3 separate regions of the Homo sapiens genome follow, and all the other regions are linked to region 2. Evidence: chromatin contacts called from ENCODE Hi-C or POLR2A ChIA-PET data. All regions are on one chromosome and are shown on one strand. Each heading gives the region's core, a stretch centred on a gene start or an enhancer-like site at or near the end of the contact. The rest is flanking DNA. Distances are from core to core; before and after follow the strand shown.

Region 1 (2,920 bases), core at 228-2,727, 300 kb after region 2:
CAAAGTGACATTTGAACCCAAGTTCAATGACAACACGTCCTTCAATTTCAAAGCGAGCGCATTGCTTTATTCATTCAAAGAGTTTTAACGGCACAATATCCCATAGCATACACAAAATCTCCTAAGGCGTACATTATGGTAAAGTTTCTGACTGCTTGTGAACTATATTTAGCCCTTTCTGCCAGCTCTCTCCGTAGTCTCCCACCCCCAAAAGGTATAACTGGAATAGGCCTCAGGGAGCACCTGTGGCCTGAAAAGGCTGTGACCAATCCTCAGAGCTTTACCGGCTGCAATCTACAAGTAGGCTCGACCATTCTATTTTGGATCAAGGAGACTCTGCCAACCCCCAAGTGACCGCAAGTGGACAAGATCAATTTGGGAGAAAACGCTGTGAGGGTTTTTTCGCCAAGCCAGCAGCCCCCACCGCCACACTCCGAAAAGGGTGAAGATTTGGTTACCATCCAGGCGGCGAAAGAATACGGCCGGGCTGTCTGGGGGCTCACGACTGCCTGTCGGCCGGCGATCCCGCAGCCTGGGCCGGGCTGTGGTGTCGGGAGCACGCGAAGAGGCAGGGATCCCCGGGGCATGCGGAGAGGGAACCAGAACGAGGTTAGGAGCCTGCAGGTGTCGCCCAGGGAGGGGACGAGGTCGCCCAGGGCTGGCACGGCCGAGTGAGACCGAGAGTGTGGCTCTGGACTCGGACAGACCGGTCACACTCTCGGGTTGTGACCTTGAGCACACGACTTGACCGCTGTGCGCCTTAGTTTCCTCCTCTCTAAAATGGGGGTCGTTCAAGCGGAAAACGCGCCTCGGAGCGCTTGGCACGGCGCCTGGCGCATAGTAAGCGCTCCCTCCATGTGAGCGCTCTGGCTCCTTTCGCCGCCGGGAGGAACTGGGGAAGCCCCGCGCGGGGAGTCCCCGGGAGGCGGATCCGAGGCTGGGGCAAGGGAACCGGGTCGGGGACTCACCGAGCACGTCCGCGGAACGGTGCCGGGCCACGAAGCACGCGTCGTCCCCGTAGCACGCGCCCTTCTTGAGGAGGCCCTTACGGAAGTCCTTCCCGAAGCCGCAGCCGGCCGTCACCAGTCCGTAGTCGCCGCCGCCGCCGCCGCCGGCCCTGGGGTCGGTCTGCGAGAGGCCGCCGAGCACGGCGCGGGCCACCAGCCGCCCGTACGAGAGGACCGAGAACATCGCCGCCGCCGCCCCCCCGAGGAGGCGGGGGGCCGGGGGAGCAGGAGGACGCGGAGGCCCGGAGCCGGCTCTCTCCTCAGCCGCAGTCGCGCCGCCGCTGGGGCGCTCCTCAGGGCGGCGCGCAGTGGCCGCCGCCGCCCCTGCCCGACGCGCGGGGCCTCGCACGCGCTCAGCCGCGCGCACCGGAGCCAGAGCGAGGTCAGAAGCGGCGGCTCCTCCGCCTCAGCCCAACTGAAGTCCCGGCTGCAGCGGCCGCCGCCGCCGCCGCCATCTTCCGCTCCACTAGCGTGTTCCGGGCGGTGCCGGCAGCACCGCCCCCTCCCTGGCCCTGCCCCTAGCCCCGCCCCGATTCACCGCTCAGGCCCAAGCCCAGCCCCTTGGGCTCGCTGCCTTATGCAGTCACCAAGGTTGAACATGCGCAGAGGGTGCGGACGCAGTGTCTCTTGGGAATTATAGTCCCGGAGTCGTAGTCACTTTTGACTTGGCTGCCAAAGATTTAGGACCTAGGGGGATTCCTCAGACGCGGGACCTATGTTAAGTTAGTAGGAATTGCAGGTGGGCCACGTGAGGGTTTTCTACCCTGTTTTAACCGTATCTTTTAAAGCCTGTTTTAAATAAATAACGCCACCATTCCTTTAAACAAAAACCTGCAAGAAACCAGAATGGAGTCACATAATGAGAAACAGAGGTACACAGATCTAGTGACACCTCCCCAAGTAATATACTGGAAGGATTTAGGGCGGCAAACTGTTTGGAAAGAAGAGACTTTTTGTAGTCTTTTAGGAAAAATTGAGAAAATGTTATGTGTCCCTATCAGAGTGGGAGGGGACACAGATGGTGTCATGTCCCTTTTGCTAACTGGCCTCTAGCCATGCTCACAGCTGTCTCAAGACCTTTGCCCTTGCTTTCGCTTCTACCCTTTGGAATGTAATTCGTTTACCTGAGGGTCCTGTGTTTTCTGTTGCTGTATCCCCAGAACACGTGAGCACCCAGTAAATATGTGAATGAATGAAAGAATGAATGAATATTTCACTAGATTCTAAGTTTCCCAAGGACAAGGATCATTTGCTGCTCAATTATTAGAATCTAAAGCAATGCCTGGCACACAGTAGGAGAGTGTGTAAATGTCTGTGGAATAAAAGAAGGAATAATGGGCTGGGCGTGGTGGCTCACACCTGTAATCCCAGCACTTTGGAAGGCCGAGGTGGGCAGATCACTTGAGGTCAGGAGTTCAACACCAGCCTGGCCAACATGGTCTCTACTGAAAATACAAAAAAAAATTAGCTGGGCTTGGTGACAAACGATTGTAATGCCAGCTACTCAGGAGGCTGAGACAGGAGAATCGCTTGAACCTGGGAGGCAGAGGTTGCAGTGAGCCGAGACAGCGCCACTGCATTCCAGCCTGGGAGACAGAGCTGGACTCCATCTCAAAAAAAAAAAAAGGAAGGAGTAATGGAATAAGAACACAAATGATAAAAGAAAGTCATGTTTGTTGAATACAGGAATGATTGAGTGAATGGGGTTCACAAACAACAGAAAATGAGCTTTGGGGCAAGTAATTCAATTTAGAGTAATTTTTAGTTTGATTGAAACATATATTTCTCAGAAACAGCAGTCTTTTTCTAGTTCACTTTTAACAAGACCATTGTTACTTTGGGGATTCCCACCTCGTTTTTAAATGGTCCTTTTTTATGCTTTCTTAATATATTTAAAATGCTGCCAACTATCA
Region 2 (3,093 bases), core at 587-3,086:
ACAGACGTGAGCCACTGTGGCTGGGTAGCCACTTTAGACAGCAAAGACATCTCTGAGGAGGGGACATGTAAGCTGCGATCTGAATGGAAAGAGAACGACACAAGTGAAGAAGATCTGTGGGAAGAGCATTCCATACAAAGGCTGAGGTCAGGAACTCCTCCAGAAGCTCATAATTGCACCAGAGGTGCTTACAACCCCAAGCAGTGACAGTGGCACAGAATATTCAACATCAAATGCCTAAGCTAATTTCCAGGCTGAGAAAGGTAAACCATCCTTCTCCTGCCTGCAGTGCTTCTATCGGTCCTGAAAGAGACAGAGGAGGTAAGGGAGAAGAATTGGTACGAAATGGTGCAGAGCTGGTCTCAGAGGGCAACAACAGCCAGCCCTCCATGACCACACTCCCACCGTGCACTCACGTGCCCCTCTTGAAGCGGCTCTGATCCTGTGACCTAACCAGTTTCCACCTGGCTTCTCTCAGTGCGTTGCCATATAGTATAATTTTTTGTTTGTTTGTTTCGTGTAGGGTTTTGTTGGTTCTTTTCCAAGTATCAATCAAAACTACATGCCAACGTCCACTCCTTGGAAATAATTAAATGACATGACGTGCCTGATTTTTTCAGCTGGTGATGCACTGTAATTTGCATCTGCTGAAGGAATTTATCTTAAGTCCTGAAGCCCAGCCACTTGAGACAACTGAGGTGATTTTTCTGCTCTGCTTTTGCTCATGCGGATGGTGCGTTATTGTTAAACACAAAAGTGGACTAATTGCTTCATTCTGCAACCTACTCCGTGAAGAAAGCTGCTCTTCTTTGTGAAGAGAATATGTTCATGTTTTGTTCATGAATTCCATGCAATTTCCCATCCCCTTGTTAAGTAATGTAGCTTCTTTATATTGGCAAAATTCCCTTTATCTTGCTGTGACCTGCGCTTTGTCCTCCCGAGCAGAGCAAATCATCTGTGGTTTAAGAGCAGCTTTGGATTCAAGTCCCCTTTTCTCCTGTCGAGGGAAGTGAGTCTATGAAATGGCCTTCATCTGAAAGCCACAGCGAAGCACCTCCTAGCCCAAGTCTAGCTGCTGTGTGGCAGCTCCAGCGGCGTGAACTGTGACTGCCCTGCAGACACCTATCAAGCGCTGCGTCAGCTATTAATAATAAAATCAACTCTTCTCCCTCCCCCCCGCGAGGGGGGTTCCCTCGTCAGGGCCCAGAACCCGCTGGGGAAGAATCGGGGCTGGCGTGCGAAGGAGCTGGCGGCAGGGGGTGTAGGATGCGGTGTTCCCGAGGCGACAGATGAAGGATTTGGGTTGTGTGGGAAGTGAACTGCGGAATTCCTCCCCTTGGTTTCTGAGGGGGGCTCTGAAGGAGCCAGATTAGGATGCAGAGCGCAGCCCGGGCGACCGAGGGCGAGGAGGCGAGCCAAGGACATCAGCCCGAGGGCGCCTCGAGACGCCCCGCGTGGACCGCGCTCCCAGCTCCTCGGCCTCGCCTTCCAACCATCCGCCCACCGGCCCCAGAGCAGCGTGCCCACTGTGAGCGCCCCACCCTGCGTCTGCAGGTGGGTGGGTCAGAGAACCGCAGGCACAGAAGAGGGTACCCAGCTTCCCCTCCGCCAGCCCCGCGACCGCGGCGCGCGCGGCCTCGATCCGGGTTCCTAGGGGCGGCGCGCGGGAGGGGGCGGGGCCTGCGCGGCAGCGTGGGCGCCAGGCGCGCGGGAGGAGGGAGCCGGGAGGAGGGGGCGGGGCCGCGCCGCCCGCGCCGCGCTGGGCGCTCTCGGCCAATGAGCGGCGTCCACATGCCGCGGCGGCGGCGAAAGGGGAGGCAGCGGCCGATAAATGCTATTAGAGCAGCCGCCGCGGAGCCGTCCCCGACGCCACCTCCTTTTCCTTCGCCGCAGTTTCCTCCGCCGCTGTCGGGCGTGCGGCGCTGAGGGACCCGGGCGAGCGCGCCGCGCACCGCCCCGCCGGCTCGCCTCCCTCGCCGCGTTCCGCCCTCAGTGGTCTGCCGGGCGCCCCCTCCTCCGGCCCGGGCGGGGCCTCTGATCGCCTCAAGAGAGCGGGGAGGGGGCTCGGGGGCCGCGGCCTGCCCTCCCGGCGGGCGGCTGAGGGCGAGGGAGGCCCTCCCTTCTGGCGAGGGGAGGGAGGGTGGGTCAGGAGCCCCCAACCCGCCCTGCGGAGCTCGGGGCCGCGCGAGGGGCGGTTGTCTGGGGGAGGGGGCGCGGGGTGATTCAGCGCCCGGCGAGGCGGAAGCGGCCGCAAGAGGAGGAGGGGAGAGCCCGTCCGCGCCTGGGCTCCCGGGGTGGCACGAGCCCGCGGCCGGAGTGCGAGGCGGAGGCGAGGAGGCCGCGGGGACGGGAGGCGAGGCCGGCCGGGCCCCCGAAGCCATGGAGAACGCGCACACCAAGACGGTGGAGGAGGTGCTGGGCCACTTCGGCGTCAACGAGAGTACGGGGCTGAGCCTGGAACAGGTCAAGAAGCTTAAGGAGAGATGGGGCTCCAACGGTAGGTGCAGGGCGCTCCGCTGCAGGGGCCCGGCGCGGCCGGGAGAGCCAGGGAAGATGGCTGACCGGGCTCCACCTCGTGGGCTTCGGCTCCGCGCCCGCCGACAGCTGCGGGCGGAGGGTCGGGCCAGCGCGCCGGCCCCGCGGGAGAGAAAGGGGCTGCGGTCCTCGCCTCGCCTTCCCTGGACCTCTTCGCTTCTCGGGCCCTCGACCTTTTCGGCGCGCAAGGCTCGGAGGCTTCTCTCCAGCAGCAGCCGGCCCCGGTGGAGGGAGGGACGTGGCTTCTGCAGCTAGGTTGAGCCCGGCAAGACGTTTTCTCGTCCCCTGCCGATTTATGAGGAGTCGAGGTCGTTGGAAGGCCTCTGACCGTTCTTGTCCTACCCAAAGTTACACATCTGGCAGAAGTGATGACATCGCTGAAACCACTCCTAGGTTCAGGAGCCCGAAGTGATTTCACGCTTAGGGCTAGACCTCAGGCCATTGATTACAAAGAGTGCATGCTTCCTTGAGATATCTTCGTGGTATGCCCTCTGCTAAAAAAATCGGATATTCTTATAGCTAGGTCTGTGTTTTAAAGATATTGATGCTTAGAATTGT
Region 3 (2,874 bases), core at 277-2,776, 500 kb after region 2:
GTTGTGAAGGAATGGAAGAGATAAGCAATGGGAAGTGTTTAGCCTGCAACCTCATCTTAGAGCACCTGATACAATCGAACTATCATTACCATTCTCAGATAATTTTTTAAAATAGTGTCTCCTCAAGCAACTGTTTAGAACAGCGCTATCCATTAGAAATAGAATTCAAGGCCGGGCACGGTGGCTCACGCCTGTAATCCCAGCACTGTGGGAGGCCAAGGCGGATGGATCCCTTGAGGCCGGGAGTTCGAGACCAGCCTGGCTAACATGGTGAAACCCCCTCTCAACTAAAAATACAAAAATTAGCCAGGTGTGATGGTGGGCGCCTGTAGTCCCAGCTACTTGGGAGGTTGAGGCGGGAGAATCGCTTGAATCTGGGAGGCAGAGGTTGCAGGGAGCCAAGATCTCGCCACTGCACTCCAGCCTGGGCAACAGAGTGTGTTTAAAAAAAAAAAAAAAGAATTCAAACCACATATGGACTTTTAATTTTTCCAGTAGCCTCATTAAAAAAGCTGAAGTTAATTTAAATGATATATTTAATTTAACCTGATATATTTTAAAAATGACCATTTTAACACGTAATCAATATAAAGAAAGCATTCTGGTCGGGCACAGTGGCTCATGCCTGTAATCCTGGCACTTTGGGAGGCCGAGTCGGGTGGATCACCTGAGGTCAGGAGTTCAAGACCAGCCTGGCCAACATGGTGAAACCCCGTCTCTACTAAAAATACAAAAATTAGCCGGGCACGGTGGTAGGCACCTGTAATCCCAACTACTTGAGAGGCTGAGGCAGTAGAATAGCTTGAATCTGGGAGGTGGAGGTTATAGTGAGCCAAGATCATGCCATTGTACTCCAGCCTGGGTGACAAGACAGTCCATCTCAAAAAAAAAAAGAGAGAGAGAAAAAAAAGAAAGTATTTCAAGGCTAGGTGCAGTGGCTCATGCCTGTAATCCTAGCACTTTGGGAGGCCAAAGTGAGAGGATTGCTTGAAGCCAGGAATTTGAGACCAGTCTGGGCAACATAGTGAAACCCTGTTTCGAAAGAAAGAAAAGAAAGAAAGAAAGAAAGAAAGGAAGGAAGGAAGTAAAGAAAATTAGCTAGAAGTGATTACACATACACAAGTCCCAGCTACTTGTGAGGCCATTACAGCTTGGGTGACAGAGTGAAACCCTGACTCATAGAAATAAGAAAAAAAAGAAAGAAGGAAGGAAAGAAAATGAATGAAAGAAAGAAAGAAAGAAAAGAAATTAATTTAGCACCATAGGAAAGGTTTTTTTTAAAAAAGCATGAGCTATGTTATCCTCTTTTTTTTTTTTTGTATAAGGCTACAAAATCTGGTATTTTGCACTTATATCCCATCTCAGTTCGGACAAGCCACATTTCAAGGGCCCAAAACCCCATTTGGTGAGTGGCAGCCATATTGGATAGAGACAGCCCACCTTCTCTGGTTTTGTCTCTGCAGATAGCCAAGGAAACCTAATTATGCATCCAACTCTCTGGCCCATTGGCTGAGTCACCTGCCGGGAAGCTTTCAGAATATTTATAGGTAACTGATCTACAGAAAACAGAAAGTGATACCATCTCCAGCCCCCACAACCTTTCTTCAGTCTCAAGTTTGCCGTCTCAGCTACTGTTTTCTAGAGGCCCAGTGGGAAGAGTATGCAAAGTGGCAGTAAAGTACATATGTAAACGTGTAGGCAAAAGGCTGAGAGGATTCTTACCAAACTACTCACAGTGGAAAATAAGAGTAATGTCCAAGCAGAGTTTAGTTTTGTCAGTCATGCCCTAATTTTGTTTTTGTTTTTTAGAATGTATTCATTCACATATTACTTGTGTAAGTGAAAGTCAATTGATATATATATAGAGATAATAGTAAAGAAAAGTAACCATGATTTGCGGTAAATCCCCAAGAAGTTTAATGGAAAGCAGTGAGTGCAGAGATTACAAGGTGGACTCTGGGGCCGGCTGCCTGCCTTTGCATCCTAGCCCTGCTGTCTACTAGCTGTGTGACCTTGGGCAAGGTTCTCTTGCTTTCTGGGCCTCAGTTTCCTCATCTATAAACTAAGGATAATGATGGGACCTATGTTACAAGGTTGTCACAATGATTTGATGAGCAGGTGTAAGGTGTTAAGATGGGATCTGGAACACAGAGTCTCAGCTGTAATAACTAAAATAATTAGTATTATCACTGTTTTTGGTGGAAGAGTAAGTAGCAAGAAACTCTCTTGGTGAAAATACAAGAGCTGCGGTGGCTCACGTCTGTAATCCCAGCACTTTGGGAGGTCGAGGCGGGCAGATCACTTGAGGTCAAGAGTTTGAGACCAGCCTGGCCAACATGATGAAACCCTATCTCTACTAAATATAGAAAAAATTTGCCAGGCGCGGTGGCGCACCCCTCTAGTCGTAGCTACTCAGGAGGCTGAGGCAGGAGAATCGCTTGAACCTGGGAGGCGGAGGTTGCAGTGAGCTGAGATCACGCCACTGCATTCTAGCCTGGGCGACAGAGCGAGACTCCATCTCAAGAAGAAAAAAAAAGGAAATAATATGCTGGAGTGAGAGCTGCAAGACCAGCTGCTAAGCCTGGATCTGCCATTACCTAATTTGTGTAAACTTGGGCCTCAGTTTTGTACTAATTCTAACAACAACATACATTTTCTAGTCCTTACTATCATTTCGGAACTCTACATGTCTCGTTTCATCAGATCTTCACAACACCCCTCTGAGAGAGAGATACTGTTGTTGTTGTTGTTATTATTACTATCTTGAGACGGAGTCTCGTTCTGTCGCCCAGGCTGGAGTGCAATGGCACGATCTCGGCTCACTACAACCTCTGCCTCCCGGCTTCAAGTGATTCTCCTGCCTCAGACTGCCGA

Evidence for each region. Hi-C counts contacts between places; a loop is a spot of excess contacts on that map. ChIA-PET counts read pairs that join two places held with the same protein, here RNA polymerase II (POLR2A). Pooled maps may share reads with other maps.
Region 1: a map of CD8-positive, alpha-beta T cell shows a loop between it and region 2 (23-fold over the local background). The contact joins the promoter of PPTC7 here to the promoter of ATP2A2 in region 2. A Hi-C loop is called at or near these places in 5 of 168 maps with a recorded cell type or tissue (CD8-positive, alpha-beta T cell, OCI-LY7, gastrocnemius medialis and 1 more), 4 of 37 single-sample maps with no recorded cell type and 20 of 50 pooled maps. POLR2A ChIA-PET finds 5 or more read pairs at or near these places in 5 of 52 experiments (H1, MCF 10A, WTC11 and 2 more).
Region 3: a pooled map shows a loop between it and region 2 (23-fold over the local background). The contact joins the enhancer-like site here to the promoter of ATP2A2 in region 2. A Hi-C loop is called at or near these places in 1 of 37 single-sample maps with no recorded cell type and 7 of 50 pooled maps. POLR2A ChIA-PET finds 5 or more read pairs at or near these places in 1 of 52 experiments (CD8-positive, alpha-beta memory T cell).

Annotation. Positions count from the first base shown.
Region 1 is chr12:110,581,841-110,584,760 of GRCh38, forward strand. It overlaps PPTC7 (protein phosphatase targeting COQ7), which reads right to left and starts at 1,478. Exons shown (of 6, transcript NM_139283.2): 1 at 969-1,478. The coding sequence starts at 1,191. RefSeq lists silencers at 1,111-1,260, 1,301-1,630.
Region 2 is chr12:110,279,411-110,282,503 of GRCh38, forward strand. It overlaps ATP2A2 (ATPase sarcoplasmic/endoplasmic reticulum Ca2+ transporting 2), which reads left to right and starts at 1,837. Exons shown (of 20, transcript NM_170665.4): 1 at 1,837-2,497. The coding sequence starts at 2,380. RefSeq lists enhancers at 1,345-1,414, 2,532-3,093 and silencers at 1,505-2,104, 2,195-2,704.
Region 3 is chr12:110,775,090-110,777,963 of GRCh38, forward strand. No RefSeq gene overlaps it. Among named protein-coding and RNA genes, the nearest start is that of PPP1CC, 34 kb to the left of the region's middle. RefSeq lists an enhancer at 1,369-1,708. Within about 2 kb of position 1,527, at least 2 of the 41 ENCODE cell types and tissues checked have a DNase peak (open chromatin) inside an H3K27ac peak, as active enhancers do.